Linked DNA regions of Homo sapiens: region 2 is linked to region 1. A link is an interaction called in ENCODE POLR2A ChIA-PET data of the cell type or tissue named here. Cell type or tissue: Caco-2. All regions are shown on one strand. Links, peaks and the distances in the headings refer to the core of each region. The heading gives the core; the rest is flanking DNA.

Region 1 (5,378 bases), core at 379-5,378:
AAAAAAGGTTAAAATTGTAAGTTTTGTTATGCATATTTTACCATAATCTTTAAAAAATAGATATATAGGAGATAAAGTCAACAGAATTTAATAACCAGTTGTAAATAGAGACTGAGTGAGGAGGATGAATTAAGGAAGACATTGAGTACAACTTTTTGGTAGGTGAAAAACTCTTAAAAAAATACGTGGGCAAAGATCCTACTTGATTCTTATAATTTAAAAATCTCCCAGTTAGTAAACAAGGCTAGGTGGAGATTTGCATGTGATGTGAGGTGTGTGTTCTGTTTTGTAATGTGAGGACTGTGAGCCATCTCCTGGACTTGAATATCCATTAGATAATTGAAAATACGGATTTGAGAACTCAGGAGACGTGCAATGCAGTAACAAAACTCTGCACCTAGTTGATTTCTGTCTCCTAATTTAATGCTTTTATGGGACAAACTGTTAGGCAGGTGGGCAAGATGGACAGCCATATTTTTGTGGGTTTCTGGCCTGTGGGCCAGCCTCAGTGCTCACTCTGAGGTCATGTCCAAACTTAGAACACATTCAGGCCTACCACAGTCAAGGCTCCCTTTCTCAACTCTAGTCCTCTGCACAAATATCCGAAGCCTAGAAATAATAATCATCTGTCCTTGTGTCTTGCATTATGAAAGCCTAGGAAAGGGCCTTGGGAATTAAGAAGAATGGAAAAACTGGTCTAACTGCTGCATGCTTCAGCTTGCAGGGGAATCACTGAAATGGGGACAGGCCATAAAAGGACAACCAGAAGAGTGGCTTCAGCAAAGGCATCGTTTTTCAGAGCAAGCTAGAGAATCCTGCCAGCGTCCTCAGGCAGGGCCCCTGGGCACAGAGGTTAGGCAAGGGAGTGTCCCAGCATGTTGATGCCCTGAGCATCAGAATAATGCCATAGAGGAGCTTCCAAAGAGTTCATTTCAGGTTTTGTAAGCCGAACATTTCTAGGCAAATAAAATTTGATTTTGTGAATAAAGCTTGTTTCTTCAACTCCAGTGCAGATTCTCATAGATTGATAGTGGCTTGTGATCCAGATAAAGAAAACAATTTTTCAAAGATTCATATTCTTTGTAGATGTACGGATTTAGAGACCATCTAATCTAACTCCCTCATTCTACAGATAGGAAAAATGAGGCCTAAAGAAGTTAAGAAAATACCATGGAAATGTCACTGCTGAACTGCCATACGTAGGATCCGAAAGAAATTGGGTAAATGCTACTGTGAGAAATACAGTACTAGGTCCAAAGAATCTAATACAAATTAAAAATCTAAATGTTATTTCTAAAGCATCCCTGCACATGGCTGAACTTACATAGTTTCATTTTCTTTCTTTTCTGTTGAAGAAGAGGCAATTGGCTGGGTGCAGTGGCTCATGCCTGTAATCCTGGCACTTTGAGAGGCCGAGGCGGGTGGATCACCTGAGGTCAGGAGTTTGAGACCAGCCTGGCCAACATGGTGAAACCCCATCTCTACTAAAAATACAAAAATTAGCTGGCTGTGGTGGCCGCTGCCTGTAATCCCAGCTACTCCAGAGGCTGAGGCAGGAGAATTACTTGAATCTGGGAGGTGGAGGTTGCAGTGAGCCAAGATCACGCCATTGCACTCTAGCCTGGATGACAAGAGGGAAACTCCATCTCAAAAAAAAAAAGAAAAAAAGCAATCACTAACCTGTGTTGTTTATTAAACATGACAGACTGGCATGAAGTAATTACCAAACTGTAAACAAAAAAGCTACAATCTGCCAGGCATGGTGGCTCATGCCTGTAATCCCCCACCTTGGGAGGCCAGGTTGGGGGATCACCTGAGGCCTGGAGTTCAAGACTAGCCTGGTCAACATGGTGAAACCTCGTCTCTACTAAAAATACAAAAATTAGCCCGGCGTGGTGGCACATCCCTGTAATCCCAGTTACTCAGGAGGCTGAGGCAGGAGAATCACTTGAACCTGGGCAGTGGGGAGGTTGCAGTGAGCCAAGATCGCACCGTTGTACTCCAGTCTGGGCCGACAGAGTGAGACTCGGTCTCAAAAAAAAGAAAAAAGAAAAGCTACAACCTTAATCTCAACTTCTCATAACATCATCTCTACTTCTGATTAGAAGAGTGGAAGTGGGGAGGTTTATTACAAAAAGACTGTTATACCTTACACACTTCTCCCCATGAATAGTGAAGGTGTGAGTGAAAAAGACAGCAATTTTATTTTTTTTTTGAAACAGGTTCTTGCACTGTCACCCGGGCTGGAGTGCACTGTTGTGATCACTGCTCACTGCAGCCTCCACCTCCCAGGCTCAAGTGATCCTCCTACCTCAGCCTCCTGAGTAGCTGGGACCACAGTTGTGCACTACCATGCCCAGCTATTTTTTTTTAAGAGATGGGGTCTCACTATATTGCTTAGGCTAGTTCTCAAACTCCTGGCCTCAAGCAGTCCTCCGACCTTGGCCTCCCAAAGGGTTGTGATTACAGGCATAAGCCACCACACCCAGCCAGCAGTTTTAGAATAAAGGGTGAAGGTGCTGTTGGGGAAATATAATTTAAAAAACAAAATCTTCTCTCAACCCAGAAATCCTCTCCATGAAGGCAGTAGAGAAAGATAAGCTTTATTATTGAATAAAAATTAAATGAGAATGTGATGCACATCACAGGCACTTTGCTAAGAGATCACAAAGACAGAAGGAAATTTCACCATTTTGTACAGCCAAGCAGGTACAGCCCATTACATGTATGTTTTCGAGATAAATAGTCCTCAACTAAGAGAACTTGACAGCACCACTGGTCACACAGTTCATTCTAACTTTACCTGATAATTGATGTGACCACTTGTGTTATCTAAGATATCAACTTTTCGGGGGTGGGGGAGTGTGGAAACAGGAGTTACTTTTATAGCTTGGTGCAAGGTACTCATTAAGATTAGGCTGTTACCCTCCCACAGAAACTGGAAGATAGGTATGCTATCTGGTAATGTTTACATTTCCCAGATCCTTGAGAAAGACATTCCTAGGTCATAAAGCTGACAAAAGGCTGATTCAGTTTTTAAATATATATATCTGTATATGTATTTCAGGCTGGGCATGATGGCTCATGCTTTTAATCCCAGCACTTTGGGAGGCCAAGGCAGGTGGATCACCTGAGGTCAGGAGTTCGAAACCAGCCTGGCCAACATGATGAAACCCATTTCTACTAAAAATACAAAAAAATTAGCCAGGCATGGTGACACATGCCTGTAATCCTAGCTACCAGGGAGGTTGAGGCAGGAGAATCACTTGAACCCGGAGGCGGAGGTTGAGCCGAGATTGCACCATTGCACTCCAGCCTGGAAACAAGAACAAAACTCCGTCTCAAAATAAAAAAAAAATTATATACATATATATATTTCAAAGAGACTGAGAAAGCACATACAAGTTTTCTCAAGTAATAACCTGACATGGAGGGGAGGAAAATTTCTTGCCTCATTTTCAACAGGTGGAATTAAACTTATTAAATTCATATTTATCTTTACAGTGCCCATCCTAAATTTGGAAGAGGAAGGATGTGGGCCAACTTTTGGCTTAGGCCCTCATGTCAGGGCTTCTCTTAGTACATATGGTACCTTTCTGAGATTTTCAAACTGGCAGCCACTTTGGACTGATCAAGTCGCAAAGCTGAATTAATTGCTTACTATTGTAAGGGAGAGCTATGCCAGTCAGGCCCAGGCTCCCTTAGGAGAGCAGACTGCTGATCTTCTGTGGGGTTTTGGGGAAGCTGGAAGTTTAAGGACAGGAAGACTTTGAAAAGTATTAATAGGATGATGTCATCTGGGGTGGGGATTGATTTGGGCTGTAATAGAAGCCCTACTTGGAGAAGTGAACAAAGGGTTTAATCTGCTTCAGGCAGAAAAACACCTAGGAATAGGACATCCAGGGCAGGCATTTCAGCTCACTGATGCCTTCGAGGAACCAGGGCCCTTCTGTTTTCTTGCTCTACCATTAGTGGCCCATGCATTTGCACCCTCATGGTTGTGTTACTTGGGGGTCCTTGCTCACAGAGCTCCCAAGATGGTGGCAAGCCTCGTGTTCTCTGACCTGGGGTTCTTGGCCTTATGGATTCAAGGAATGGAACCTTGGGCCATGCGGTGAGTGTTATAGCTCTATTAGAAGCTGTGGGTCACAGAAGAGAACCATGGAACCCAGTGACTAGTGTTCAGCTCAATTAGGATGAACCCAGGCACTTAGCCATGCAGGAACAATGGCAAGCCTTTAGCCCGATTGGGAGCGGCAATGGGTGCCTCGCTGGATCAGGAGCACAGCGGACACCCTGCATGATCCAGAGGGATGGGAGTCAGCGGCGGGTCTGCGGTGGCGGCAAACAGCAGTGGTGGATGGCGAGCGAAAGCTCAGCTCAAGCCGTAAGAAACATGGACCAGAAGAGTGCAGTTGCAAGATTTAATAGAGTGAAATAGCATGAAAACAGAGCTCCCATACAAAGGGAGGGGACCCAAAGGGGGTTGCCGTTGCCGGCTCGAAGACTTGGGTTTATATCCCGATCATTGTCCCTCCTGCTGTGCTCTCAGGCAATAGATGATTGGCTATTTCTTTACCTCCTGTCTTTGCCTAATTAGCATTTTAGTGAGCTCTCTGATTGGTCAGGTGTGAGCTAAGTTGCAAGCCCCGTGTTTAAAGGTGGATGTGGTCACCTTCCCAGCTAGGCTTAGGGATTCTTAGTCAGCCTAGGAAATCCAGCTAGTCCTGTCTCTCAGTCCCCCATCTCAACAGGAAAACCTAAGTGCTGTTGGGGAGGTTGGCCGACGACCGCTCTAACTGCTTCCTGCTGAATTGGGGCGTAGTAGAGGTTGTGCAGCTGAGATTTCCTCAGGAGGGGTGCCTTTGATGTCATTAACATCAGATCGTGGGCTAGCAGGCCGGTCCAGGGGTCTGCGGTAGATCTTAGTCTTGGACTGCATCTTGGGCTCCATTTGTAGTTTTACAGCTTCGATTCTGGAAGAGACAAAGTTAACAAGGAGGTTAAAGATACAGGGTCCAAAGAGGAGTAGCAATATTATAGCTGCTAGAGGTCCTAAGAAGGGGAGAATCCAGGGCATCCATTGGCTGAGGAGGCCCCAGGGTCCAGTGTTTCGAAGCTCCTCTGCTCTACGTTGTATTCGATCTCGAATTTCTTTAACTTTCTCAGTGACGATTCCGGATTGATTAACATAATAACAGCATTCTTCCCCTAAAAATAAACAGGTTCCCCCTCTTTCAGCGGTTAGCAAGTCTAAAGCTCTTCGATTTTGAAGGACTACTGCTGCTAGGGAGTTAAGTTGATCTTGCAAGGTGACCAGGGAGTCGGCGACCCGTTCCATGTCCCCATTTAGTTCTTGAGATAGTTTGTAGTAGAAC
Region 2 (5,378 bases), core at 137-5,136, 360 kb before region 1:
ACCACTACTTGTTAAAATCTAGGTTATTTTCCCCTAGAGAGCAGGGTGAATGTTTTCTTAATGTCTTTACATTCTTCTCTTCCCTAAATATAGAGAATTTATGGTAAATACTTGAGGGCAGAAAGTTTTCGAAAGGCTCTCATTTACCAGAAGAAATACCTGCTGCTGTTACTGGGTGGGTTCCAGGAATGTGAAGATGCCACCTTGGCCCTGCTTGCCCGGATGGGGGGGCAGCCAGCTTTCACGGATCTAGAGGTGATCACCAATCGCCCAAAGGGCTTCACCAGGTTTCGGTCGGCCGTCAGAGTATCCATTGCAATTTCCAGGTAAAGACTTGAAGGAAAATGCATTTTACTAGTAGACTCTCTAAAAGGATTAGTTATTTTTAATTCTCCCTCTATTCTCTGCTGGTTATACTCTATATTTATATAGTAGGAGGTATGTGCCATCACTGAAGCATGTCTGCTTTTTTTTTCTAGGTTTTCATTCATTTAGCAGGAATACTGGCAGGGTATGTGTAAACTATGAAAAGGGCCTTCCTAGGTCCAGGCAGCTGGTGACTCAGAGCTGGCCTATCCAATCACGGCTGCCTTTTAGAAAACAATCTGGGCCAGGCGTGGTGCCTCATGCCTGTAATCCCAGCACTTTGGGAGGCCAAGGCAGGCGAATCACAAGGTCAGGAGATCGAGACCAGCCTGGCCAACATGGTGAAACCCTATCTCTACTAAAAAAACAAAAAATTAGCTGGGCGTAGTGGCAGGCACCTGTAGTCCCAGCTACTTGGGAGTCTGAGGCAGGAGAATCACTTGAACCTGGGCGGCGGAGGTTGCGGTGAGCCGAGATCGGCGCCACTACACTCCAGCCATGTGACAGAGTGAGACTCTGTCAAAAAAAAAAAAAAAAAAAAAAAAAAGGCCGGGCATGGTGGCTCACACCTGTAATCCCAGCACTTTGGGAGGCTGAGGCCGGCAGATCGTGAGGTCAGGAGATTGAGACCATCCTGGCTATGCTGAAACCCCATCTCTGCTAAAAGTGTACAAAAAAATTAGCCAGGCGTGGTGGCGGGTGCCTGTAGTCCCAGCTACTTGGGAGGCTGAGGCAGGACAATGGCATGAACCTGGGAGGTGGAGCTTGCAGTGAGCTGAGATCGCGCCACTGCACTCCAGCCTCGGTGACAGAGCAAGACTCTGTCTCAAAAAAAAAAAAAAAATCTGAATAAGCCCATGAACAAGCTCACACATGTAAATAAATAAAAGATTATAAAATTTAAAAATGTGGTTGACAAATTACTTCTTAGGCTGGCGTACATTCATTTTCTTCATTGCTAAGATAACCCACTTTTGGTGCCCAGTTATGGAAGGTCCTTTCCTAACTGCATTCAAATCAGAGGTTAGCCTTTAAGGCATTGGATTTTTGCTTTTTGCTAGTGCTTTTATTGTTCTTTCTCTAGTAATTCCAAGCAAAGAACTCTGGTATTCATTCTGTCTGTGATTGACATGGAGCCAAGACTCAAACTACTTTGAGGACCTGGCCCACTACAGTCTTCTGACCTGGTTATACGCATACAAACACCAAGGCTTCTCCATGCATCCCCCTCCCTTTTAGGAGGCAGACAGAATCTTAAAGGAATTTTGCTTTTTAAAGTTATTTCTATCAGGTCACATCTGATGCTGCTTTATTTATTTATTTATTTTTTTTTTTTTTTTTTGAGACAGAGTCTTGCTCTGTCGCCCAGGCTGGAGTGCAGTGGTGCTATCTCAGCTCACTGCAAGCTCCGCCTCCCGGGTTCATGCCATTCTCCTGCCTCAGCCTCCTGAGTAGCTGGGACTACAGGCGCCCACCACCACACCCGGCTAATTTTTTTGTATTTTTAGTAGAGACTGGGTTTCACTGTGTTAACCAGGATGGTCTCGATCTCCTGACCTCATGATCCGCCCGCCTCGGCCTCCGAAAGTGCTGGGATTACAGGCGTGAGCCACTGCACCGGCCTATTTTTCTCTAAAAATATGGCACAGTTTTTTAATTGGAAGCTGTCTGAGATCACCTAGTCCAGAATCTCATTTCACACTTGAGGAAACTGAGGCAGGGAGCGGTTACAAAGCCAGTAGTGATAGAGCTAGGACAACCAGCCCAGTCTCCCAAGTCTCATTCATGCTGGCTCTGGAAACAGGAGCACAAGTTTTATCTTAACTGTGGGCCTTAGACCCTCCTTGCTTCTGATATTCCATATTGTAGTCTCCTGGTTTCATTTACTCTTCCTCACCTTTCATTTCCTTCATCACCTTGTATAGAGTAAACCAGGGTAAGTGCTGGTAGATGCATTGATGAAAAAATATATAATCCTGCCTAAATACCTAAAGGCAGCTCACTTTCTAGTGGGGAAGACTAATATGCACAGAACTTAGAATATAATAAGTAAATGGGAGGTCACAGGAGTTAGCTAGTAATTTTGATTAGAGGGATCTAGAGAGGCTTCATGAGAGCGGTGTAGAAGTTGTTATTGACATACTTCACTCTGCCCCACTTTTTCTTATCCAAGATTATGTTTATCATATTTTGACCCTCCTAAGATGGAGCCTTGGAACTGATTCAAAGTAAATCAAAACTGGTGCTCCAAAAGCTCCTTGGGCCAAGATGGGGAAGAAGGTCGTAACTTGCTGCACCTGGGTCATGAAGCTAACACTCCCATTCCTTTTGAAACCAACGTTTTTTTGTCCCTGATCAAAGGGACAAGAGCTTCACCCACCTTGCAGCATTCCCAGCACATTCTTATTGCCAATTTAAGGGTCTTTTTGTTCTCTTCTTATCTCATCTGCCCTTTATTCTCTGTTCTTTTCTCTTTTCATTACTTCTCACCCTTTCTTTGCCTATCTGCTTTTCCCATCTACTTTTGCCTTCCATCTCCTTATACCCCATTTATCCCTCAAGCTGGAACCTGATGCTGGCAATATAAGAGACCTCTAATGCCTCTTGGGAAGGGGATGAGGGGATTTTGAGTCCCTATTCTTCCGTTCCAGTTGATTTTGTCACAACAGGCATTGACATAGTTTAACTGGGCAATTGTGAAATTTGACATTTGTTCTATGTTCATATTTAAACGTGTGATGTGATTTTTGTAGGAAATGTATATACTGTTTATAGATGGGCTGTGAAATTTTATCTTGGAATCTTTTTTAGAATGAAATTTTTGGTTCGACGGTGGCATCGAGTCACAGGTTCTGTTTCCATCAATATTAACAGAGATGGCTTTGGACTGAATCAAGGTGAAGTCAAAATAGCATATTTTCTTATGTTTATGACTCTCTAAATCAGAGGTCCCCCACCCCCAGACTATGGACCATACTTGTCTGTGGCCTGTTAGGAACCAGGCCGCACAGCAGCAGGTGAGCAGCGGGCATTACTGCCCGAGCTCCACCTCCTGTCAGATCAGCCGTGGCATTAGATTCTCATAGGAGCACAAATCCTATTGTGAACTGCACATGTGAGGAATCTAGGTTGTGTGCTCCTTATGAGAATCTAACTAATGCCTGATTATCTGGGGTGGAACAGTTTCATCCAGAAACCATTCTGGCCCCTTTGGGTCCATGGAAAAATTGTCTTCCATGAAATGTGTCCCTGGTGCCAAAAAGGTTGGGGACTGCTGCTCTGAATTACTGCATGTGTAATACTTACCAAGTAATGAATTCTGGAAGCAATGTTTTCCAAAGACAAAGCCCTTATAACTGCCAAAACTAGGTAACTTCACTGTTTTAAAGAGGGTAATAATAACTGATTTTCATGGAGAACTTAGTCTGCACCTGGCCATGCTCTTTTCATGTATTCTCCCAATCCTATGATATAAGTACAGTTTTACTACTCTCACTTTTAGATGAAAAATCGAGGCATGGAAAACACAAGTCATTTGCCCCAGAATGGCCAGTAGGGAAGTGATGGAACCAGGACCAAACACTGGCAGTCTGGGTCCAGAGCCCACACTCTTCATAACTGCATTTAAGGCACGGTTCAAGACAGGATTGCTGTTAGTCATATGGAAGAATTAGGAAGTTTTCATAATTTAACAATATTCAAACAAGTTTCTGAGTTTACCAACAGGTTGTATAATAATGGTAACAGCTAAAATTCCTTCTGTCTACACCTAGAAGTGGAAACAAACTAGGGCTTGAACATTTCTGGCAATAAAGATGAGGTCCGAATCTGGGGAGCACACAGAGGACACAGCATCCCTGTGCTGTGTATTCATAGTAAACCACCTTTACATACTCTACCAGGAGCTGAGCATCCTACAGAGGGGAAATAGATTTGGTACCCTACACAAAGTATTTTGAAATATCATTACACTGAAACAGCTGAAATTTGTACCATAATAAGTTGTGTTTTATTAAAAGTTAGCAAATCTTGGTTTCAAGTCAGTAGATTGGAATGGTTACATTGGTCTAATATTTTTTATCCACATCATTTCCCACAAGCCACACCCACTCAGACACCCCTCACCTCTCATCTACTTAGAGCTAAGGTCTTTAAAGAAGAAAATATGCCAATTAAATAATTTTCTTTGAGACATAATTCCAGATATCAGAAATACTCATATTCAAAAGTAAACAAAATAACATTTGAAAGCCGAATTTTTGTTTGTACTGTTTTCTCCTTTATCAAGAATAATAGAAAATGACTATAAATAGGAGATTGTATAATATAGTATAATAGTCTTTTGAGCAGTTACCTATTTTGTAGAAATTTTTTAAGGTCTTGGGATTTTATTTTTCTTTACAAGGAATATTTTGGGTTACTTTAGGTGCAGAAAAGACTGACTCATTTTATCATTCTTCTGGTGGGCTGGAGTTATATGGAGAACCAAGACATACTACGTATCGCTCAAGATCAGATCTGGACTATATTAGGTCCCCTTTACCATTTCAGAATAGGTAAGAATATGAGAAAACCTGCCTGGAATTGTTAAATGTATTAATATTTAACAGAGATAAATGGACATTTTTAGGGCTTTGACTTCTTTGCATTGAGATAGACATCTTTGTTATATATAATTTACATAATATGACCAAGTGCGGTGGCTCACACCTATAATCCCAGCACTTTGGGAGGCTGAGGCGGGCAGATCATGAGGTCAGGAGTTCAAGACCAGCTAGTTGGAGACTAGCCTGGCCAACATGGTGAAACCCTGTCTCTACTAAAAATACAAAAAATTAGCCAGGCGTGGTGGCAGGCGCCTGTGGTCCCAGCTACTTGGGAGGCTGAGGCAGGAGAATGGTGTGAACCCGGGAGGCGGAGCTGGCAGTGAGCTGAGATTGTGCCACTGCACTCTGGCCTGGGCAACGGAGCGAGACTCTGTCTCAAAAAAAAATACAAAAAAATTAGCCAGG

The links. ChIA-PET counts read pairs that join two places held together with the same protein. Peaks named below come from ENCODE experiments on the same cell type or tissue, not always from the same donor. Only the 100,000 strongest peaks of a DNase experiment are listed, where the experiment ranks them.
Region 2: POLR2A ChIA-PET joins it to region 1 with 6 read pairs; 2 of 35 experiments call an interaction of 5 or more read pairs at or near these places.

Annotation. Positions count from the first base shown.
Region 1 is chr7:92,463,970-92,469,347 of GRCh38, forward strand. ERVW-1 (endogenous retrovirus group W member 1, envelope) reads right to left here. Exons shown (of 2, transcript NM_001130925.2): 2 at 4,411-5,378. The coding sequence ends at 4,796. It also overlaps a transcript of GATAD1 not described here. Among named protein-coding and RNA genes, the nearest start is that of ERVW-1, 11 kb to the right of the region's middle. In Caco-2, for the core only: no CTCF peak of the experiment used is centred there; DNase peaks (open chromatin) are centred at 792 and 2,852.
Region 2 is chr7:92,102,501-92,107,878 of GRCh38, forward strand. AKAP9 (A-kinase anchoring protein 9) reads left to right here. Exons shown (of 50, transcript NM_005751.5): 46 at 94-326; 47 at 3,178-3,263; 48 at 4,793-4,922. Among named protein-coding and RNA genes, the nearest start is that of CYP51A1, 29 kb to the right of the region's middle. In Caco-2, for the core only: no CTCF peak of the experiment used is centred there; no DNase peak of the experiment used is centred there.